Regions from separate parts of the Homo sapiens genome. Here all the other regions are linked to region 3. Evidence: read pairs that join two places in POLR2A ChIA-PET (ENCODE). Cell type or tissue: CD4-positive, alpha-beta T cell. All regions are shown on one strand. Region 1 has its middle 37 kb from the start of WNT4. Region 2 overlaps CDC42 (cell division cycle 42). Region 3 has its middle 13 kb from the start of CDC42.

Region 1 (8,000 bases), 67 kb after region 3:
TAGAACTTTTTGATTTTAAAGAGAAAAACTGTATTAAATAGTAGGAAAAGCACATATATTTTGGAGTAGAAGGCCCTAACTTTGAATCTGGCTCTGTTAATGACTAGCTGTGTTTGGGCAAACTGCTTTAGTTTTTGAGTCTTGATTTACACATCTGTAAAATCGAGCCAATTCTGCAGAGTTGTCATTAGGATTTAGGGATAAGGTACTCTCCTCCAATAAGCACTCGGACAAGAGGATAGACAAAGCTTTGTCTGATAGGGAATTCTCATAGAAGAACAGCCAATTTTATAATGGTAGTGGGTACAAAATGGTAATTTGTCACTGTGATTTACTTTTGTTTAGGCATTTATTCATTTCAGGAATGCTTATCTATATCTTGTCTGTTTTGTAGGAGCCAGTATAGAGTAGTATTAAAAACATAGACTCTAGAGCCAGACTGCCTGGTTTTGAATCTTGGGTTCACTGTTTACTGGCTGTGTGATCTTGGGCAAGATATTTAACTTGGATGTTTTTCTTTTGAGGATAGTAACAATATCACCTCACGGGGTTTCATGAGGATTAGACAAGTTCATGTGCGTAAAGTGCTTACAACAGTGTTTGGTTATTATTGTTAGCTGTTGTATGATTATCTTGAGGGAAGCTTGCTGCTTAGAGATCTTGAGACTTACAGAGCTAGCCCGAATGGCAAATATGTTTGAATTAAGCATTTCCTGTAGACTGTGTTTAATAGTTCAGATGGGTAGGAATGCAGTTCAAAAAACCTGTCAAGCAATCCCAGTAGTATTTTCTGATGAACCCTCAAGTCCTTCTGGATAAGACCCCAGCTAGTGCTGAAATGTGGTGAGGCCTGTGTTTCCTCCCTGAAAATAATGACCAAGATTTTACATTTGCACAGTGTGTCACGTTCTTTCAGTTTATTCCCACAGTCTGTGAGGTGGATAGGCCAAGGGTGATAATTCATTACATTTTAAAATAAGGGTATGGTCTCTGGGAAGGAAAACAATTTGCTTAGAGTTGTACAGCTGTTTGGTGACTACACTTCAGGCCTCTGTTTTTAGGCCAGTGTTCTTTTATGCCAGCCTGGTCCTGCTCTCTTCTGATAGAGGTTCTAAGGAATTGTTACCTTGTAGTAACCAGTGATCTATGGATCATGACTGTGGGGTTGAGAGTCGTAACCAGTGCCTTTTTAGCTCATAGAACTCTTGGAGGAGCTAATGGTACTTCCCCGTGGGGCCAGTGGTGGGTCTGATGCACCTCTGGGAATAATAGTAATAATAAAAGGAAGAAACAAAGTGTGATTTGCCCGATTGAGGGTGACTAGGAGTGACTTTGGGAACACATCTAATTGTTTGTCAGTAGATTATTTTGCCACATTCAGTCACTGCCTACAGTGATTTACAGCCATTATTTCTTAACATGCTGCATTTTTCTTTGGTATGCCTTAGTGGTATACCTGGTATAGATCTGAAGGTACTGTATAGTTAGTTTGCCTACATAACACTAACAATGCAGTTCATTCCTTTGTTCATAAATTCATTTATTTAACAAACGTCTGCTTAGTACCTGTATTCGTCTGTTCTCAATGCTGCTGATAAAGACATACCCAAGACTGGGTAATTTATAAAGGAAAAGAGGTTTAATTGACTCACAGTTCAGCATGGCTGGGGAGGCCTCAGGAAACTTACAGTCATGGTGGAAGGGGAAGCAAACACGTCCTTCACATGGCGGCAGGAGAGAATTGCAGAGCAAAGTGGTGGGGGGTAGGGGGAAGCCCCTTATAAAACCATCAGATCTTGTGAGAACTCATTATCACGAGAACAGCATGGAGGTAACCGCCCTCATGATTCAGTTACTTCCCTCCAAGTCCCTCCCATGACATGTGGGGACATGGGGATTATGGGAACTATAATTCAAGATGAGATTTGGGTGGGGACACAGCCAAACCATATCAGTACCTCTCATGATGCAGTAGGATGACCAAGACAAAATTCTTAAACTGGCGGGACTTACATTCTAGTAGGGGGAGGCAGACATGATTAAAATGTGTATGTCAGAGATGGTGTTAAGTGCTGTAGAGAGAAAGTACGGGACTCCACAGTCCCATCAGGTCTGATTACTTACACTTCTCGGATTTAAAAAAGGAGATCCTTGAAAGTCTTAAAAGGCTATAAGGAAGAAAAACTGCTTCTCAAAATCTAGGTTTTGTATATATCGTAGAACTGTAAGTATTTTAAAGAGCTAGAAGATTCAGATTATGTTTATTTCCTCTCTGATTTTAATTGCTTTGAGGATATTATAGTCTTACTTGGTTCAAGTTAGTTGAACTTGGTTCAGGCCAAGTTATCAGTAATGGGAATGATAATGATAGGTGAGTCTCTCTTTAAAAAGACAATGGGAAGGACTTTTAGAGGTTATTTAGACTAGCCCTCTCAATTTTGGCGGGGTGGGGTGAGTGTAACAGCTTTATTGAGATATAATTCCTGTACCATACAATTCACTTAAAGTGTACAAGTCAGTGGTTTTTAGTTTATTCACAAAATTGTGCAACTATCACCTGATAAATTTTAGAACTTTCTCTTTCCTTCAAAAACTCTTTTCTTCAAAAACACCCTTTAGCTGTCATACCCTGAAACTTTCTGCCCCATCTGCCCAGCCCTAAACAACCGCTGAACCACTTCCTGTCACTGTAGATTTGCCCATTGTGAATACTTCGTATAATTATAATATGTAGTCTTTTTTAACCAACTTGTTTCACTTAACGTGTTTTCAAGGTTCATCCGTATGGTAGCATGTGTCATTACTTCATTCCTTTTTATGGCTAAATAGTATTCCATTGTATGGAGATACCACATTTTGCTTATTCATTCCATCAAATGATGGACACGTGAGTTATTTCTACCTTTTGGTTACAATGAACATTGTGTACACATTTTTACATGATCTCTCAGTTTTCAAATGAAGTAAATGTAGTGGGGTGATTTGCCCAGTTCCCAGTGTGGTTCCAATGCATTGTGGGGCTCCGGAGGAGGCAGTGGTGCCACCTGCTTGACCAAGATCGTAGCTAGCTGTGAGGAGCTTGGAGCATGTAGGCATTTCTGGAAGAATTGAAATTATGTTTAGTTTCAGGGCCTTCTGTTCCTTCAGGAGGAGTGATACAATGGCATGAGGATGGACTTTGGTATCACATTTTCTACTGAGCCTCTGTAACCCTGGACAGGTGACTTCTATAAGCCTTGGTTTTCTCATTTGAAAAATGGAATTAATAATGTACCTTGCAGTGTTGTGAAGACTAGCAATAACATAGGTAAAGCACCCACCAGATCTAGCTGTGTAAGTGGTATCATCATTTAGGAAGTTACTGGAAGGACCAAGGAAAATGACGATGAGGTGGGCCTGTAATGATCCAGAGCAGCCACTAGATGGCAGAGAAATAGCAAGAAAAGACTGGCTGGTTGTGCACCTGGAACTTAGTAAGGTTTGTTAAGCTTCTTTCTAATTGTCCTTAAGAGGAGAGTACAGGCTCCCACATTGCTGGGAAAAGAGCCCACCGCCCACAGAATGTCATCACCCCATACCTGCAGCCTGTGCAGATATAGAAACACTACTGTGCGCCAAATTCGATAATCTTGCTTCTCATTTCTTAAAATAATTGCTGCCAATTCCCTAGACCCCAGTCTGCTTGACTGTCATGAAATTGCCTTTCAGTTAACCTTCAGCCAAGTATCAGTCTTCGTTCTCCTTGTCTGTTTTATTTATTTTTATTTTTTACTTAAATTGGGTCATGAGTCAAGCCTTGTAGATTCTGTTGTTGGGGAACTTGCAGACCAAGACATCCTCTGTTTTAGACAGATATATTCCATCCCTACAAGCAGAATTAAAGTTAGACTGTCAGGGAATAGTGAAATGTCTGTGTGTGGGATGATGCTTGGAGAAAATTGGTCGATTTCAGGGCTGTTTAGGTTGTTTGAAATAGGTACAAGCAGAGAACTTTTGAGGGCAGCCATTGGGACTGTTATACCAGATGACCTCCCCCTTCTTCCAGAGTTCTGAGTCTAGGTGCCCAGAATGGGTAAGTCAGTGGAAGGTTCACCTTTTCCCTGGGCCATTTAGGAGGACTTCCGGCTCTTGGTTTCTCTCAGCCCCCTTTTGCTGCCAGGGAGGGCAGTTGTGTTTCTAATTGAGTTGAGGCTGCCTGGTTTGTAGAGGCCAGTGAATTGAGGATAAAAAAAGCAGATGAGTTAGGGGCAAATTGGTAGGATCTTGGGGCTGGAAGTAGCCTTGAAAAAGATCACTTGGTTCAGCAATGAATGTCTGACTTAGGAAGACACTAAACCTCTAGTCCTGAGACCCTGCAGCTAAACTGAGAGGGTCTTGGGCAGGCCTGAAACTTAGACAGAAATATATGGCTGAGGTCGGTTCCTGGGCCTCAGCAGGTCTGGTTCTTGTTCATTGGGAACCAAATGGCTCTGGTCTCACACTGCCTGATTTTCTTAATGTCTCTGCTGTCTTAACTTGTGTTTGAGCCTCTCCTATCTAGCATGGTGTTGAGCACATAGTTCAGTTCTATGAACAGAAGGAAGGGAGAAGAGGAGTCAGGAATGCAAAAGAAGGCAACAGGGAAAAAGCTTGCATGGGTCGTAATACATTGTATTTATAAAGCTGCTGAGAAAATGCTTTCATGTTCATCTTCATAAAAGCCTGTGAGGCAAATAGAACAGGTGTTTATTTTACAAATGAGAAAACTGGCTTAGAGTTGAGCTTCTACAAGATTTTACAGATTGAACTGGAGTCTTTTGGTTCTGAATCCAGTGTTCCCGCTACTCAAACACCTTACTTTTGTGGGTGGTGCCTCTTCTCCCTTTTCTGTGGTTAGGAAAGCTAGAACTGGCCTTCTACTCATTCATAAAGTGGGTAAGAGTCATCCTTGGAGTATGTAGGGATTTCATCCTTAGCACCTCTCAGGTCCCTGTTTTCCTTCCATGAAGCCACGTACCGTTGAGACAGGCTGTTGCTCAGATTGAGGTAGAAGTGATTTACGGAAACTGGCCTGGCAGTGGCTGCTTTGGGTTCCAGATTAAGGAATCTGGGTTTTGCCTCCATCATACGAATTTTTCCCTTCATGTGTTAAAGGGAGTCCTCCTACCCTTTTTGGGGTTGAGAAACTAGAAGTTAAGGAAGAAGGAACTTTCTTTTTCTTTTTTTTTTTTTTTTTTGAGACGGAGTCTTGCACTGTCGCCTGGGCTGGAGTGCAGTGGCACGATCTCAGCTCACTGCAGCCTCTGCCTCCCGGGTTCACGCGATTCTCCTGCCTCAGCCTCCTGAGTAGCTGGGATTACAGGTGCATACCACCACATCCGGGTGATTTTTGTATTTTTAGTAGAGACGGGGTTTGACTATGTTGGCCAGACTGGTCTCGAACTCCTGACCTTGTGATCCGCCCACGTTGGCCTCCCAAAGTGCTGGGATTACAGGCGTGAGCCACCATGCCTGGCCAAGAAGGAGCATTTTTTTCAAAAGCAGTTTTCAGGTTACCAGAGAAGTTACAGGTTTTGGGATAAAACAAACCTAGGTTTCAAACCCCTTCGTGCCATCTAATAGCTGTGGCTTTGGACAAATCCATTAACCTCTAAGCTTTAGTTTCATTATCCCTAAAATTAAATCATTGCTATGTTGTAGGGTTGGTGAGAATTAGAGATGTGTGCATGAGATCAGCATGTAGTGAGTGTCTTTACGTTCTAGCTTTTCATGTCTCTACTGTGTGCTTCCAAGTTACCTTCTGCTTTGGGGTGCTGAGAGCAGGAATCCCGGCCGAGGCCTGGTTTTTGGGAAGTTCACCCCAGGGGCTATAGAATCTGGTGCATTTGTATTTTCCCAGGAGAAGGGGGAGGATGTCTTTAAACTTTTTGCTGGCTGCTGGGCCCTGGGACAAAGGGGAGACAAGCCCCAGGGCTGAGACAATCATGTCTTTATTATCTCAGATGTCTCAGGCCTGTCCCCCGCCTGGAGATATATGGCTGGGAAGGCTAACTCCATGGCCTCGGCGCGATTCCAGGTCCTAGGAATGTCTGGCTGTTTTATAGCAAACAGAATCACGCACAACAGCCCAGCATCCAGGCATCTCCACCCCAGCAAGCTCATTCTCCCCGCCAGCTTGTAAAACAGTGGGACCTACAGCAGTGTGACACAGGCCCCATGGCTCTTGGGGTCTCAACACCTTGGCATAGGGCAGCAGTCATGGGCAATGTTGAACCCATCTAAGGCTTTGGGCACAGGGCCAGCAGTGCAGGCCTGGCTGTATCCAGGGACCACCTTTCAGACCAGGCCCTGCCTGGCTCAGTTCTCACTTGCAAGCCATGGGCTGCCCTAATTCTAGCCTGTTTCTCTTCCTTTTGACCCGTTTGGGGAGCAGCTGCAGGGAACCACTGAGAAGGCTTGTTTACAGATGCACTTGGCACAGGATGGGGAGACCAGCAGCGATGAGTCCTGAGTTCCAACTTCCAGCTGCTCCCAGGTGCTGAGAAGCCTTCTACTTTGGGCCCCAAAAAAACAAGTCCACACTGTTGTCTTTGGCCGGGGCTTCAGGAACTTGGAGATGAGGAGACTAGAAGACAGTGGGTGAGATAGCTGTCCAGGCCGTCATCTATAACAAAGCCGTGTGGGCTGGCCCTCCAGGGAGGCCTTGCACAGGGACCATGGGTTGTGGACCCAGGCTGAGGCTCTTCTCTGGGGCCCTGAAAGGGGCACTAAGGGGCCTTGAAGTCCAGGGATAGTAATGGGTAGAGATAGTTTAATTGTTCCCTTGACTTCTTTATTCTGGAGAAGGAAGAGTCCAGAGTAACAGTCATAGACCTGTAGCATTTTGGAAAAGGGCTGGAGCCCACTCTTGTGTGGCCGTTCATCAGTGAGTCGGTCTATCTTGCACCTCTCTGATGGTCAGTAGATGGTTATGTTTTCTCCCCTAACATGGATGTCTCAGTTCATTTGATCTTCAGTGCATCCTTCCCACCCTCGATATGAAATAGAAGTTCCAGATCCCACCCAGAGAGTGCTCACAGTTTAGTGGGGGGGTATGCATGTGTAAGCAGTAGTATGTATGACACCATGTGGCTTGTACCTTGGGAAGCACAGGTCTGTCAAAGGAGCATCAGTCCCTTTTTTCTTTAAAGTGTGTCCTCTGCCCAACTGAAGTCTTGGGGAGCCTACTCTTAAACATCTACTGGCTCAGCATTCTCAGGATTGGAAGTGGGGGCAGGAACATTCTCTGATGTTAAAAGCCGTAATAGCTAATGACTGAGCCCTGGCTGTGTGACCAGCCATGTGCTAAGGGTTTTACATGCTGTATCTTCATGATAGCTCTGTGAGACGGCTACTCTTTTCATTCCCAGTTTATAACTGAGGAAACAAGTTAATGACTTGCCCAAGGTTCACAGCCAGTCCATGGTAGAGCTGGGGTTATTTGACTCCACAACTTAAAAAAAAATTATTTTTGAGAATGTTCTGAGCTGTTTTTTCTTGTAACTGAGATCCAGCTGGTGCTATTGGTGGGCTGTTGTGGCTAACTGCCTTACAGAAAATGTAAAAATGTCTAGAATAGAGTTGACATTAAGTCCCTTACATGTCAATAACTAAATTATTAGTTTACTTAAGCTGAAATTAGTCAACTGGCAGTTAAAAGAAAAGTGGTGTTCAGTATTTATTTCTATAGAAAAGTGGTAAGGTGTGGCTGGGCATGATGGCTAACACCTGTTAGGCCATCCTGGCAACATGGTGAAACACTGTCTCTACAGTAAAATTAAAAAAAAAAAATTATAAAGACAGATTCTCACTCTGTCACCCAGGCTGAAGTGTAGTGGTGCAATCATAGCTCACTGTAGCCTTGAACTTTTTTTTTTTTTTTTTTTGAGACGGAGTCTCGCCCTGTTGCCTAGGCTGGAGTGCATTGTTGTGGTCTCAGCTCACTGCAACCTCTGTTTCTCCAGTTCAAGCGATTCTCCTGC
Region 2 (8,000 bases), 53 kb after region 3:
CAGATGATTTAAACATAATCTTCTAATCCTCGTTTTTTTGGGCAGTTTAGTGCTATTATAGAAGCAGTTATTTAAAAGTTTAGAAGATTTTACACCTTCTCATGCATAGCAACTGTTTTGAGAGTTTTAAAAAATGCCTGGTGCTTCTCTGTGTGTTTTAGTAACATTCCCAGAAAAGTGTGCCTGTGTGTGTATATTGGGGGAGACAAGGGAAAGTCATGTGTGAAACACTCATGTCCATGTTAGACACTAATTCTGTGTGCTTCTGATGCATACCTCTGTTCTCTAGATATGGGTTGCTTTGAGGGAAGACACATAGGCCCTGTGGATTCACTTTTAGGTTACTAGTGATGCTTTAGATAATTGGATGCTTTTAATGTAAGATTTTTACAGTATCAACAGGTGTATATAGTAAATCCGTTTGTAGAGAGTATGAAGTTTAAAAGGTCTTAGCAGGTACATTTTTCTTACCAGAGTTTGAAGTATGGAGAAGTCAAAAGAGGGGAAGTTAGAAAATGGGGTCTGTGGTTGTGTTTGGGAGCTAGAACTTTGAGGCTTACAGATTCTGTTTGTTGATTCCTCTAAAACTAAAGTCTTAATATAAACAGATGGTGGTCAAGCAAAGATTAGTTTTGTTTCATAGAGCATTTGTTGATCTTCGTCCATGGTAAGCAAGAAAGGAATTCCTTCTTGTTAAGGGATACACTCCAGTTTCTAATAGTCCTCCTCCTCTTTTTTTCCTTATAAAGTATATTTCCCTTTCTGTACTCCTTCCTTCCTTTTATATTTTACTGCCAGAGTTGGTTCCTAGATGTGCAGAAAGAATTGCAGTGGAATTTTAACTTTTATGTGGCATTTCTACTTTGTAAATGATGTAGAAAGAGGAAGGCTTTTTAACTTTTGCTGCTTTTAAAGAATTTACTGCTGTTTCTGATTTATTTTGTGTCTAATGTGACATGTGGGTACCAGTCCTGTGGGATGTCATGGATGGGGGCAGGGTGGAGGTGGGAACACTTGGGGTGGTCTGGGGTTGGCACTTACAATTGGAGCTGTGTTCTGGGACTTTTAGGACATATTTACTTGGGATCAAACTGATCAAACTAAAGAACATGTGAAACAACCTTGGGTGGTAAACTTGTGGCTTCAGATTTAGGTGATTTTAGGTGAGTCTGTAGACCTGGGTCCTAAGTACCACCAATGCTGAGTCACACTGTCATGTTGGAGTTTCTGGCTGAGGTGTAAGTGTATTTCTGTATCTTAATCCCCGTAAGATCTGAGAATATTCTTCGTTTTCACTCCATGCTTTATGCTCTGATACCCATGCAGACATCTTAAAGCACTGGACTGCTTGCTAAAACTCATTCTAGGACCCCATTCTTTGTTTTCTTATGACTTGGGTGGTGGTTACTTGCTCTAATAACATTGCTGAATAACTGAAGTGTATGCTGTTTTTAGAGTCTGTTCTTTAAAGTCCTTCTAGTTGGTACTGTTGCACAATTAACACTTTTTAAATGTCTGAACCTTTCCGTTCTGGGAAACCAGTTTACTCTGAAATCTTGATTAATCACATTCAGATATGTCATTGAACCTAGAAACACATAGCATGCCTGTTAGTCTGCTATTTGTGTCCTTCAGTTATTCAGGGGCTGAATTCACATAAGCCTGAAATTGTAATAGATTTATTTCCAAAATGTGTTAGAAGTCAACATATTGCATTTTAATAAAAATTGCTTTCCTGCTCAGTTAACCTTGCTTGAGGTGAAGTTTTTGGTCAGTTATCTACTCTCCTGGTTATAATGGGCTTAAGATCTAGCATTCTAGCGTTTTTCTTAAGGCACATTGCTTCTGTGAATTCAGCTCATTTAATCCGGACTGCTGTTGTACCTGCTAGTCTTTCTAATCCTCTAACCTGGCTGCTATTCTCTCTCCTCCCCTCTGTCTTGTAGAGAGGTCTGAAGAATGTGTTTGATGAGGCTATCCTAGCTGCCCTCGAGCCTCCGGAAACTCAACCCAAAAGGAAGTGCTGTATATTCTAAACTGTTTTCTCCTTCCCTTCTTTGCTGCTGCTTCCTGTCCCACTACTGTAGAAAGATCGTTTAAAAACAAAGGAATAAAACCATCCTGTTTGAAAGCCTCTGCGTCTTTTTACTCACCACCTTAGAGCAACCTCTGTATTAGTTTTTGATCAAGAATGCAATATCATATAAATTTTTTGTGATCAGTAGTCAAGTTGGACTTGTTTTAACGTTCTGCTGCTTGAGTTGCCTGATGCTCAGAGCTTTTTGGTTTGGATTACTATTGCAAAAGGGAACTTGGTCTGGCTTTAAGAATGTCCTCTTGGAGAAAATAACAAGAGTTTTAACACTTCTAGATCTTAGTTCTAGATGGAGAAAGTAACACAAACATCATTTTACTCTTATGATCAATTGTTAATTGTAATTGCATGACAAACCTTATGGAAAAGGGGTGACCTAGTAGAGTGTAATGGGGAAGGGAGGATTCTTTTCTGGTTTTCCTTTGTGCGGTGAAACTTTGTGTTGCTGTTGCTTTGGCTGTCTGTGCTGTAGTGGAGTATTTGTCAGTCTGGGGTGGGGAAGATATTGATGTATCTGCTACTGCTTTATGAGTTCATTTGTTACATTATCTTTTAAGAATAACATCCATTTAAACAGTTGACTTACAGTTTGTTAATGCTGAGATGTAAAGCTGCCACCTTTATATTTTCCTGCTTCTGATTTTATTGTGAGGGAAATATACAATTGTGGTTACCTTCAAATTTTGAAATTAAAAATATACAACCGTTTGTATAAATGCCTGATGAAGCTTTATTCCTGTTGCACTGACTGGCTCTAATTTTACGTATGTATCAGGTACCCACATTTTTGCTCCCTTGAATCTCCTTGACTCTGTCTAACTGGTGGGATAAAGGGAGTTCAAAGTGACTATCTTTGCAGCTACCATAATCACCCTCTCTCTCTCTTTGCCTGTGCCTTCCATAGAATAAGGATGCCACTGACCCGTGCCCGTCCTCTCAGTCCTCTGTTTCATATCCAGCTGTTTCATTTGAATGCAGAGCTGCTTCCCTTGTTTTTATGTAAAATGTTTCAGCAGCACATTACAAAACTCATACTGAATGAGCAAATGACACATGTGCTTGTTTGCTTCTTGTGACATACATTGGTCTGCGCAAAGCTTTCTCAAAGGACCACTGTCTCACTCATGAATATCTGCTCCTCTGCTCCTGAATTGCTGAATCCTTCCAGTGCCCTGGACAAATCTTGGTGAAGTGAGATTATTGTGTTGAGATTCAGGGTTGTTTTTAATGTTTCTTTCTTTGCCAACTCTTGGGGGTTTGAATGTTTTAAATTTGAACTCCAACTTTATTATACTGAAAATCAGACCGCCCATTTTTTCTTTCTACCCCTTTTCAGAAAGGCCTAAAGAATGTATTTGACGAAGCAATATTGGCTGCCCTGGAGCCTCCAGAACCGAAGAAGAGCCGCAGGTGTGTGCTGCTATGAACATCTCTCCAGAGCCCTTTCTGCACAGCTGGTGTCGGCATCATACTAAAAGCAATGTTTAAATCAAACTAAAGATTAAAAATTAAAATTCGTTTTTGCAATAATGACAAATGCCCTGCACCTACCCACATGCACTCGTGTGAGACAAGGCCCATAGGTATGGCCCCCCCCTTCCCCCTCCCAGTACTAGTTAATTTTGAGTAATTGTATTGTCAGAAAAGTGATTAGTACTATTTTTTTTTGTTGTTTCAAAAAAAAAATTTTTGTGTGTGTGTGTTTTTTTTTTTTTTTTTTTTGTTGTTTAAAAGCAAGGCATGCTTGTGGATGACTCTGTAACAGACTAATTGGAATTGTTGAAGCTGCTCCCTGGTTCCACTCTGGAGAGTAATCTGGGACATCTTAGTGTTTTGTTTTGTTTTTTTCCCTCCTCTTTTTTTTGGGGGGGAGTGTGTGTGGGGTTTGTTTTTTAGTCTTGTTTTTTTAATTCATTAACCAGTGGTTAGCCCTTAAGGGGAGGAGGACGGATTGATTCCACATTCCACTTCCTAGATCTAGTTTAGAAAACATGTTCCCCATCTGGTGCTCTTAGGAAGGAGTATAGTAAATGCCTCATTTAATAACATACTCCTTTTTGAAAGTTGCCTTTTCTCTCCACCCTTGAGTAGATCCAGTATTTGATGAAACTCATGAAAGTGGGTGGAGCCCATCTTGCCCCTCCTCTTTTCTAGGACGCACTATATGTGACTGTGACTTTCAAGGACATTTGTTTGCCATTTGCTGATTTTTTTGGGAAGTTAATTTCTAACTTCTTTCACTGATAAATGAAGAAAAGTATTGCACCTTTGAAATGCACCAAATGAATTGAGTTTGTAATTAAAAAAATTTTTTTCCCTTTCAGTCATTGTCTTATATGCTTAGCATAGATTTGCAGCTCAGTAGTATATGGTGTTCCTAGAATGCAGCTGAAGACCTGTTATGTAGAGGAAATACGAGGGGTGGTGCTAGAAGACAGACATCTGTGGAATGATTCACATCCTCTCAAGTTAGGAGGATGGAGGCCTGCTTCATTAAGAAGCTGGGGGTAGGGTGGGGGTGGGGAGAACACTTAACAACATGGGGACCAGTCAGGGGAATCCCCTTATTTCTGTTTTGCATATGAGGAACCCTAGAGCAGCCAGGTGAGGCTCTCTAGTTTAATAAAAATCATGGAAAGACTCTTAATGCAGACTCTTCTTAAGTGTTAATAGGGATTTTTTCAGCTTATTTTGGTTGCAGTTTCCAATTTTTAAAAATGTTGAGGTAATCTTTCCCACCTTCCCAAACCTAATTCTTGTAGATGCATTAGTGTTGAACCAATGCTTTCTCATGTCTCAATTCTTTGTATATGCATTCTTTTCAGATGTATTAAACAAACAAAAACCCTTCACAAGCCAGCCTGAGGGTTGTTATTTTCCCTCCGTCTCTTACTTTTCAGATATTGAGGAGTGGGAATTTGACTCTTGATAACATCAATTTCTAACAAACTTTGGGATAAAATTTTAAAGCTTTATTATTTTTATTTTCTGGCATTTTAGTTTGAGATAATATTTAGCCCTCTATATGTTCAGGTTTGTGCTTTCTCCTCTAAGTTTGACCCTTCCCTTAAATACCAAGTAGGTCCATAATAATTCTTAGTGAAGCAGTGTTCAGGAAGCTCACTGCTCATGGTGGAAGGAAATGTCAGTGTACCTTTAATCCATAGATCATTGAAAAGCAGCTCATTTTCCCCCAAGTTTTCTGCATCAGTGGTTCTCCAACTGGAGTGCAGCTTGAACAATGTGATTTTTAAGTTTTCCAGGCATTTCTAAAATGTAGCCAAGTTTGGGAATCACCACACCTAGTTGGTTATCTCAAACTACTACTATCAGAATACAGGTTCTGTGCTGCGAATCTGAATATGGGATACATTTTCTTTAGGTAGCAAGAAAGGTTTATTTACCTTTAGGACATTATACTGATCTGCATGAGAATCTTAGAAACTAAGAACCCTTAAAATCAGTTAAGGTTGGTACACTGTGGCCTCATTTTGATAGTTCTCTGCATGGAGTCATGTTTGGCATGATTTGCATACTGTGCTAGAATTAAGCTGGGTTGGTTGAGAAGGGGTTAGGAAGAGGCAGATGTAAGCTTTAACAGTTCTAACCAAGAAATGCATCTTATTTATTCCTTGTTGACTATACTAGGGAGAGATACCTGGATCATGTGATACCCTGGAAAGCAGGGACATATGTATCCTTAGTGTAGTCAGGGGCGTATAGGTCCTTGACTATTGCTATATCTTTGTCCTAAAGCAATGCTTGACATGATATGGCTCTAGAAGTAGTCATTGGATGGGTATATTATTTTATAAATGAGTAAGTGAAATAAAGCAGGTCATACAGTTGTGTCAACGAATTATCCGTGTATCAGAAGAACAAGGATGATGGGGATTGATTGAAGCTAATGTTTTCTTAAATATTTTCAGATTGATTTCTGCATGTCAGAAGAACTTGGGTAGCAAGTGGATGCAGCTTAGGTTTTCCATTTAAATATTGTTTTCTATTTGACGTAACAAACTTGCTTATAGTCGTGGCTTAGAAGGTGAGTGATATTCTCCAGGGAGTATGATTTAGAGGCTGGAAAGGGTTATTGAAAATAGTCCTTACAGGCTTAGTTTGTGTCAGAATTTATAGTATTTAATACGATGTTAATATATTATTGCTATTTATAAGTGTTTTACTGAACATCCTAGAAATAGATTTTTTTTTTTTTTTTTTTTTGAGACGGAGTCTCGCTCTGTCGCCCAGGCTGGAGTGCAGTGGCGCGATCTCGGCTCACTGCAAGCTCCGCCTCCCGGGTTCACGCCATTCTCCTGCCTCAGCCTCCCGAGTAGCTGGGACTACCGGCGCCCGCTACCACGCCCGGCTAATTTTTTGTATTTTTAGTAGAGACGGGGTTTCACCGTGTTAGCCAGAATGGTCTCGATCTCCTGACCTCGTGATCCGCCCGCCTCGGCCTCCCAAAGTGCTGGGATTACAGGCGTGAGCCACCGCGCCCGGCCAGAAATAGATTTTATAGTTAAAGCGATGTTCTTCAAGCTGGACTTTATGCCACAAGGGGAGTGTATTCTAAAGGGGAAGAAAAGGATTGTGGTTTAAAAGAACAATTGTAATATTTCCTTCATTCTGAGGTGTATTTTTCTCACATTTTCATATTGTAATTAGGATACCTGTTAACATTGGTGTACATTTAATGTAGTAGTACTTTTTCTCCTTTTGCCCTGCAAGTTGTCACTAAATTTGTGCTATCATAATTGTTACCTTCATAGAATGCTTAAATAGTGGTACTTCTTTGACTTGTTAGGTTTGGACTATTTTCCTTTTCTTCTTCCATTTGTGAGGTAAATTAGTGGTTATTTTGGTGCTGGGTGCTAAGAAACTCGCAAAACAAGGGCCCTGCTCAAGAAGGATTGAAACTTAGTCCTTGCTGGGTACAAATTTAGAAATTTGTTATATAACTGTGGGGCAAGGGACAACATTTCACCAGGAAGTAGCAACTCCATCATCTTTCAGGAAGGGCTGATGGTTAGGGCATCTCTGAATGATTATTGGAGGGAAGTGGCTTTATGTCACACTTGTTTTCTGTAAGTCTTACTCTGTATCTACCCGACTTCAGATCATGGTGATTTAATTACATGGCCCAATCATGTTTTCTTTCCAGGGCTGCTTGAATGCTTGAATACTTTTTTTTTTGAGATGGAGTCTCGTTCTGTCGCCCAGGCTGGAGTGCAGTGGTGCAATCTCGGCTCATTGCAAGCTCCGCCTCCCGGGTTCACACCATTCTCCTGCCTCAGCCTCCCGAGTAGCCAGGACTACAGGCATGTGCCACCATGCCTGGCTAATGTTTTGTATTTTTAGTAGAGATAGGGTTTCACCATGTTAGCCAGGATGGTCTCGATCTCCTGACCTCGTGATCCGCCCGCCTTGGCCTCCCAAAGTGCTAGGATTACAGGCGTGAGCCACCGCGCCTGGCCAGAATGAATACTTTTAATTACTACTATGAGTCTTTTTTCAAAGTGCCTCCACCTTAAAAAAAATTCCTTATTTTATTCACTTGCCAGAATAATGTTGCATTTGAACCATGCCAACGGTAGCTTATTAAAACAGCATTTATTTTTCTCATTCATGGGTCAGCTGAACTTGTCTCTAGCCTTCAGATTGGGCTCAGGTGGGCTTTGTGTTTGTCATTCTGGAGCCTAGTTCCAGAGAGCAGTGGCTGCTTGAGTGTGGACTTGCTTATGGTGGGCCAAAGAGGGGCAAGGGAAAGCGCATTTACACTTTCTCGTATTCCATTGCCCAGAGATGGCATATAGCCGATCCCAAGTCAGTGCTATTCATTCATTTTTTTAAAAAAATTTATTTATTTATTTATTTATTTATTTTCAGACGGGGTCTTGCACTG
Region 3 (8,000 bases):
TACCTATTTTACAGAGGAGAAGTCTGAGGTCCAGCAGTTAAGCAATAATGGCTAATAAGTGTGGAGCTAGGATCTGAGCCTTAGATGTCTATCCAAGGCGTGGGCCTTCATCCCTCATGTATGGAAATGTTAATTTAACATTTGAGAATCTCCTGTATGCACAGTGTTTCTTCTTTTGCTATTTATTTATTTATTTTGGAGACAGAGTCTTGCTCTGTCTTCCAGGCTGGAGTGCAGTGGTGCAATCTCGGCTCAGTACAACCTCCGCCTCCCGGGTTTAAGCGATTCTCCTGCCTCAGCCTCCTGAGTAGCTGGGACTACAGGCACCTGCCACCATGCCCGGCTAATTTTTGTATTTTTTAGTAGAGACGGGGTTTCACCAATTTGGCCAGGCTGGTCTCGAACTCCTGACCTTGTGATCCGCCCACCTCAGCCTCCCAAAGTGCTGGGATTACAGGCGTGAACCACCGTGCTTGGCCCTTCTTTTGCTTTTTAAAAATCTCTATTTTACAATTTAAAATAACATTTCTTAGATTCATTTGATACAGAAAAAGTATGAAAAAAAATGGTTCATAATCTCACTGCCCAGGTAATTCCTATTGACTTTTTTTTAAGAGCCTGGGTCTCATTCTTAGCTGGGACTACAAGTGTGAGCCACCACACCTGTCCTGCAAGTATTTCTTTTACCTTTAAAAAATGTCAGTAGAGGCCGGGTGCAGTGGCTCACGCCTGTAATCCCAGCACTTTGGGAGGCCAAGGCAGGCGGATCACGATGTCAGGAGATTGAGACCATCCTGGCTAACACTGTGAAACCCCGTCTCTACTAAAAATACAAAAAAAATTAGCCCGGTTTGGTGGCGGGCGCCTGTAGTCCCAGCTACTTGGGAGACTGAGGCAGGAGAATGGCGTGAACCCGGGAGGCGGAGCTTGCAGTGAGCGGAGATCATGCCACTGCACTCCAGCCTGGGTGACAGAGTGAGACTGTCGCAAAACAAAATGTCAGTAGAGGCCATGCCTGTAATCCCAGCAGTTTGGGAGGCCAGAATGGGAGGATCACTTGAGGCCAGGAGTGCACGACCAGCCTGAGCAACATAGCAAGACCTGTCTCTACAAAAAAATTAGCTGGGTGTGGTGGTGTATGCCTGTAGTTCCCAGCTTCTCAGGAGGCTGAGGCGGGAGGATCCTTTGAGCCCAGGAGGTCAAGGCTGCAGTGAGCTGTGATTGTGCCATTGCACTCCAACTTAGGTGGCTGAGTGAGACCCTGTCTCAAAAAAAGAATATACATATATACATTTACATATTTATATATAAATTTAAATGTTTAGTTTATATAAATGTATATATATGTAATATATATAAAAATATATATTTGCATATGGATAGAAAAGTCCAGGAGAATAGAAGGATATAAAAAGAAAACTTAAAGGCCCTCTTCTCATTATTAACAGTTTCTTATGTATCCTTCCAGAAAATACAAATTATATATATGTGAGCAGAAAATACAAATTATGTGAGCAGATACACATATATATTCCTTTAGAAGTTACATAAAAATATGCATGTTTAGTGCATATTTTTTCATTACTCAATAAGTCTTAGAGGCCTTTTGCTATCAACATACAGAGATTTACTTTATTTAAAAAATTGGTTGGGTGTGGTGGCTCATGCCTGTAATCTCAGCACTTTGGGGGGACAAAGCAGGTGGATCACTTGAGGCCAGGAGTTTGAGACCAGCCTGGCCAACATGGTGAAATCCTGTCTCCTGAAAATACAAAGATTAGCTGGGCGTGGTTTTGGATGCCTGTAATCCCAGCTACTCGGGTGGCTGAGGCCCAAGAATCCCTTGAACCTCGGAAGCAGAGGTTGCAGTGAGCCGAGATCACACCACCACACTCCAGCCTAGGCAACAGTGCAAGACTGTCTCAAAAAAAAAAAAAAAAGTAAAAAAAATTTTTTTGGCAGCTGTATGGCTGTACTTGGCCTTTTACTTTCCAGCAAGAAGTGTAAGGTAGAGGATTTAGGTATGGACTCAAACCACTGAGGCACAAGTGAGGTTTAGAGAGGTAACTGACAGAGCCAGGGCTCAACTTTCACGTTCTGAAACCAGCTTTGGTTCCCAACAACCCCGTGGTACCAGTTCTTTGTTATGGAAATGAATTTACAGATTAGATTGTCCCAAAGAAACCTAGTAAGTGGAGAAGCTACAGTTCATCTCTCGTTTCATCTGGCCCTAGCCTCACGCCTTGCCACAAGGTCATACTACCTGAATGTCAAAGAATAGAGCAGCTCCACTGTTTGAAGGGCTCTGTGAGGATTCGGGAATAGAGGAGTTCCCCATTTCTGTCGCCACACCTCTGAGATGGTGCCTGTGTCTGTCATTGTTTCTTGAATCAATCTAGACCTCAGTTCTAAAGAACCCTAAAAACTCTGTCCGTGAATCTTGGGGGAAGGAGGAAGTCAATGTAAAATACTTCCATATTGTATTTCTAAGATGTCTATTTCCCCTTTGTGATTATTTTGACTGCAAGTTCCACAAGATAATACTTTCATCTAGTTATTGAAAAGTGCTCCTGCGAGATGGCTGCTGGGAAAAACCAGTGTTAGGACCACAAGGTAATATGAGATCCCTAGCAACTGGCTTGTGCCATGGAAAAACATGTCATCTGTTGGGCAGCTACTCCCTGAGCAGTGAGTGGGTGCCAGGCCCTGGCTGCCAGAGAGGAGGCCAGCTCCAGTGGGTGTGGGGGCCACGAGGAGTCGACTGTGGTAGTGATGGTGGTGGCTGCAGAATTCAAGTGCAGCTGGTCCTCCCAGAGCATCACGTGGGGTCAGTTTCCCTAGACAGCTCAGTACAATGCGCTTGACAATGACTTGACTCTTTTGCTAAGCATTCTCTTTCCACCCACTGCTACGCATGTATTAGACAATTGGACATTTTCCCTCAGCCTGGAATGCCCCTCCCTGAATCTTTGCCAGCCTACTCCTGTTTGTTCGTTCTTTCTTTATTTATTTATTTATTTTGAGACAGGATCTCATTCCTGTTACCCAAGCTCGAGTGCAGTGGTCTTGACTTCCCAGGCTCAGGTGATCCTCCCACCTCAGCCTCCCAAGTAGCTGGGAGTACAGATGTGCGCCATCATGCCTGGCTAATTTTTTGTATTTTTAGTAGAGAAGGAGTTTCACCATGTTGCCCAGGCTGGTCTCAGACTCCTAGGCTCAAGTGACCTGCCTACCTCGGCCTCCCAAACTGTTCATTCTTTATGATGCAGATAGACACGGTCACCTTCATGAAGCCTTCTTTGATTTCTGCTTTGAACTAGCACTTGAAGCCCCCCTGTGAGCTCCTACAACACCTTAGCTTTAGTTCTTGGTACTTGCTCATGCAGCAAATAGATGTTACGTGCCATGCCCCATTCTAAGCATCACACTGCAGTGCAGCATCTTGTTTGTGTCCCAGGCAGATTGTGAGCTCCATGAAGAGGGAGACTTTCTATGTTCTTTGCATTGAACACAGGGCCTGCACCTGGGGGATCCTCAAGGAGCACTTTGACTTTTGTGGGAGACATGGGAGACATGGTTGTTCCTTTTTTTTTTTTTTTTTTTTTGAGACAGAATCTCGCTCTGTCACCCAGGCTGGAGTGCAGTGGCACGATCTCGGCTCACTGCAAGCTCCGCCTCCCAGGTTCATGCCATTCTTCTGCCTCAGCCTCCCGAGTAGCTGGGACTACAGGCACTCGCCACCACGCCTGGCTAATTTTTTGTGTTTTTATTAGAGACGGAGTTTCACCGTGTTAGCCAGGATGGTCTCGATCTCCTGACCTCGTGATTCACCCACCTCGGCCTCCCAAAGTGCTGGGATTACAGGTGTGAGCCAATGCGCCTGGCTTTTTTTTTTTTTTTTTTTTTTTTTTTTTTTTAGAGACAGAGGCTCTCTCTGTTGTGAGGCTGGAGTACAATGGCGCGATCTTGGCTCACTGCAACCTTCGCTTCCTGGGTTCAAGCGATTTTCCTGCCTCAGCCTCCCAAGTAGCTGGGACTACAGGTACGTGCCACCACGCCCAGCTAATTTTTGTATTTTTAGTAGAGATGGGGTTTCACCATGTTGGCCAGGGTGGTCTCGATCTCTTGAGCTCGTGATCCGCCCACCTTGGCCTCCCAAAGTGCTGGGATTACCAGTGTGAGCCACTGTGCCTGGCCACGGTTGCTACTTCTTAAGATATTTCCTTTTAGCAAACACAAGTATCCACGGTTCATCAGTGACCACTAGGTGCTATGTTGTGGAGGAAACAAGGAGTGAGACTAGTAGTCTCCTGTAGAAGAAGTAGGGATGGAGATAAGAACAAAACAAAACAAAAACAAAAACTACAAAGGGAAGGCTTCACTTCTCTGTTCTGCATCTGACCTTGCAGTGAGATGAGGTTAACTGCCCTTAGTTGGCTCTGCAAAGCGCAGGGGCCTCTTTAGGTGCCTAGCAACAACTTGACTACCCAGAATGGTGATTTTGAAGCTGGGTGTGGTCTCCTGGGCAGGAAGCCACCAACACCGCCAGAGCAGCCAGGGCCTCCCCTTCACTTCCTCTGAGCCAAAACTCCGCCTCCAATTGGGGCCAATACTTATTGCTTTGAGCCCTGTCTTAGAAACACAAATGGAAGGTTTCTAGCAACAATAACTTCTACCACTTAGATGTGTGATGTCAGACAAGTCATGCCACCTTTCTGAGCTTCAGCTCCTATACCTGTCTTGGTCCTGGCTTATTCTCAGGCAGGGTTACCCTAGCACAGCAGCCCAGGTCCACAAATACTCAGTAAATGCTACTGTATCTGAATCTGAATCTGCTTAATTAGGGGAAGATTCAGTGAGTGACCTTTTCTCAGCTGTCCCTTGGATCTTGTTCTTTTGACCCTCTCTCTGCAGGCAGCTCCATCTTATGTCAAATTTCTATACGTCAAATCCTGTTCTTGGCCAGGCATGGTGACTCACGCCTGTAATCCCAACAGTTTGGGAGGCTGAGGCAAGAGGATCGCTTGAGCCCAGGAGTTCAAGGATAGCTTGGGCAACATAGCGAGATTCCATTTCTACAAAAAATAATAAAATTAGCCAGGTATGGTGGTGCACACCTTTAGTCCCAGCTACTCAGCAGGGTGAGGTGGGCGGATTCCTTCAGCCCAGGAGGTGGAGGCTTCAGTGAGCTGAGATTGTGCCACTGCACTCCAGCCTCGGTGACAGTCAGATCCTGAGTCAAAAGAAAATAAATACATAAATAAAGGCTGGGCACAGTGGTTCATGCTTCTAATCCCAGCACTTTGGGAGGCCGAGGGGGGTGGATCACCTGAGGTAACGAGTTCAAGACCAGCCTGGCCAACATGATGAACCCCTGCCTTTATTAAAAATAAAAAAAATTAGCCGGACATGGTGGCGCGTGCCTGTAATCCCAGCTTCCCTTGAACCCGGGAAGCAGAGATTGCAGTGAGCCCAGATCGCTCACTCGGGAGGCTGAGACAGGAGAATTGCTTGAACCTGGGAGGCGGAGGTTGCAGTGAGTCAAGATTGTGCCACTGCACTCCAGCCTGGGTGACAGAATGAGACTCCGTCTCCAAAAAAATAAAAAATAGGCCGGGTGCAGTGGCTCACGCCTGTAATCCCAGCACTTTGGGAGGCTGAGATGGGCAGATTACAAGGTCAGGAGTTCAAGACCAGCCTGGCCAACATGATGAAACCCCATCTCTACTAAAAATACAAAAATTAGCTGGGCATGGTGGCGTGTGCCTGTAATCCCTGCTACTTGGGAGGCTAAGGCAGGAGAATTGCTTGACCAGGACTCAGGAGGCAGAGGTTGCAGTGAACTGAGATCGCGCCACTGCACTCCAGCCTGGGCTACAGAGTGAGACTCCATATCAAAAAATAAAAAAAAAAACCATAAGAATATATAATAAATTTCACATATATATATAACATGCATCCTAAAAAGTGTACAAATCTTAATTGTATGGCTTAATGAATTTGTACGAAGTGGGCATACCCTTATTACCACCTTCCAGATCAAAATACAGAATATTACAGGCACCTCAGAAGCCTTCCTCAGGCCCTCTCCCAATTATTAACCTCCAAAATATTATTGCCCTAGTGTTGTCTGTTTCTGAACCAAAGGGAGTCATTAGTGTCTGTCTTCTTATGTTGAACACTTTGTCTGTGAGATCATCCATCCCCTGAGCATCCTGCTTTTCCATGCCTGTGTACCTGAACACGCCTGTTCTTTCTGCCAGGACACAGCATGCTCTATCCTGGCCCAGCCAGTCTGGGCAGCTCCTCCAGATGCAGATCAGACCTTGCTCCTTTGGGAAAACTTCCATGATCAGCTCTGAGTTTGAATCCCAGCCCTTCCACCTACCAGCTGCATGAATTTGTGCAAACATTACTAACCTCTCCATGCCTGACTTTTGCTGATAATTTATATATTTCAGAGCTGTTGTGAATTTCAAGTGAGATAATAACATACTAAATACTTAGAGCAGTGCCTGGAGTGTAGGAAGTGCTTAACAAATGTTAGCTAGAACTATTGTGGATAGTCTGCTTTTCCAATTCCTCTACACCTTATATATACCCTGTCCTAGTGCTTGTTTTAATTACTATTATTATTATTATTATTTTGAGATGGAGTCTCACTCTGTCACCCAGGCTGGAGTGCAGTGGCGCAATCTCGGCCCACTGCAACCTCCGCCTCCCAGATTCAAGTGATTCTCCTGCCTCAGCCTCCTGAGTAGCTGGGACTATACAGGCGCGTACCACCACACCTGGCTAAATTTTTTTGTATTTTTAGGAGAGACGGTGTTTCACTATGTTGGCCAGGGTGGTCTCGAACCCCTTACCTCAGGTGATCTGCCTGCCTCAGCCTCCCAAAGTGCTGAGATCACAGGTGTGAGCCAGCGCACCCACCCAGCCTCGTTTTAATTATTGTTTGTCCCACTGGGAGTCCTTAATTCCTTGAGTAGGGATTGGTCTTATGGTCTTATTGTATTTCTTTTTTTTTTTTTTTTTTTGAGACGGAGTCTTGCTCTGTCGCCCAGGCTGGAGTGCAGTGGTGCGATCTCGGCTCACTGCAAGCTCCGCCTCCTGGGTTCACGCCATTCTCCTGTCTCAGCCTCCACAGCAGCTGGGACTACAGGCGCACGCTGCCACGCCCTGCTAATTTTTTTGTATTTTTAGTAGAGACGGGGTTTCACTGTGTTAGCCAGGATGGTCTCGATCTCCTGACCTTGTGATCTGCCAGCCTAGGCCTCCCAAAGTGCTAGAATTACAGGAGTGAGCCACTGCGCCCCGCCTATTGTATTTCTTTAACAGATTTCTATTGAGTATGCACTATATTCTAGCACTGAGGGTACAGTGATGAAGCAAGTCCTTGGATTTACTGGGTTTTACTTGGCTTTAATGGGAGGAGACAGTAAGAAAAATACAGAACTGAGACCATTTCAGATAGAGATAAGCACTATGAGGGAAGCAAAGCTGCGTGTGATAGCAGGTGGGGGGTGCTAGTTAAGCTGAGAAGGAAGAGGTCTTCTTGAAGAGGTGGTATTGGAGCAAATTCCTGTGGGGTGGAAGGGAGCAGGTGTGTACAGATAACCAGGGGGAACAGCAAGAGCAAAGCCTCTGAGCTAGGCAGAATAAATTCAGTGTGTCCGAGGAACAGCAACCAGGGCGGCATGGCCGGAGCCCAGTGAGTGAGTACGTGGTCCTGATGAGATTGGAGAGATGGACAAGGGCCTACACGATGGGGACAGAGTTGCTCAGTTATTTCTGGACTTTACTCTTTCCCCTATCCTTTCTCATCCACCCTTGTTCAGTGACCCAGATTATCTTTGCCAGAGATGTGTAAGCAAGATGAAGGAGGCAAGCCTGGGCCAGTTAGAGAAAAGGCAAGAAGGAAACAGGTTTGGTGAGTTCCTCCCCTTTCTCTGCCTCCAGGAAGGGTTCAGGTCCCTAGACAAGCATAATGATGTGGGCAT

Evidence for each region. Peaks named below come from ENCODE experiments on the same cell type or tissue, not always from the same donor. Only the 100,000 strongest peaks of a DNase experiment are listed, where the experiment ranks them.
Region 1: POLR2A ChIA-PET joins it to region 3 with 10 read pairs; 16 of 35 experiments call an interaction of 5 or more read pairs at or near these places.
Region 2: POLR2A ChIA-PET joins it to region 3 with 16 read pairs; 18 of 35 experiments call an interaction of 5 or more read pairs at or near these places.

Annotation. Positions count from the first base shown.
Region 1 is chr1:22,102,402-22,110,401 of GRCh38, forward strand. No RefSeq gene overlaps it. Among named protein-coding and RNA genes, the nearest start is that of WNT4, 37 kb to the right of the region's middle. In CD4-positive, alpha-beta T cell, CTCF peaks have their summits at 3,432 (motif pointing right) and 3,633; DNase peaks (open chromatin) are centred at 1,805, 2,660 and 3,430; H3K27ac peaks cover 840 bases.
Region 2 is chr1:22,087,997-22,095,996 of GRCh38, forward strand. It overlaps CDC42 (cell division cycle 42), which reads left to right. Exons shown (of 6, transcript NM_001791.4): 6 at 3,432-8,000. The coding sequence ends at 3,521. Among named protein-coding and RNA genes, the nearest start is that of CDC42, 39 kb to the left of the region's middle. RefSeq lists an enhancer at 1,215-1,284 and a silencer at 1,820-2,114. In CD4-positive, alpha-beta T cell, no CTCF peak of the experiment used is centred here; a DNase peak (open chromatin) is centred at 4,595; H3K4me3 peaks cover 1,345 bases; H3K27ac peaks cover 1,613 bases.
Region 3 is chr1:22,035,461-22,043,460 of GRCh38, forward strand. No RefSeq gene overlaps it. Among named protein-coding and RNA genes, the nearest start is that of CDC42, 13 kb to the right of the region's middle. RefSeq lists an enhancer at 4,547-4,616. In CD4-positive, alpha-beta T cell, no CTCF peak of the experiment used is centred here; a DNase peak (open chromatin) is centred at 4,531; H3K4me3 peaks cover 1,249 bases; H3K27ac peaks cover 3,297 bases.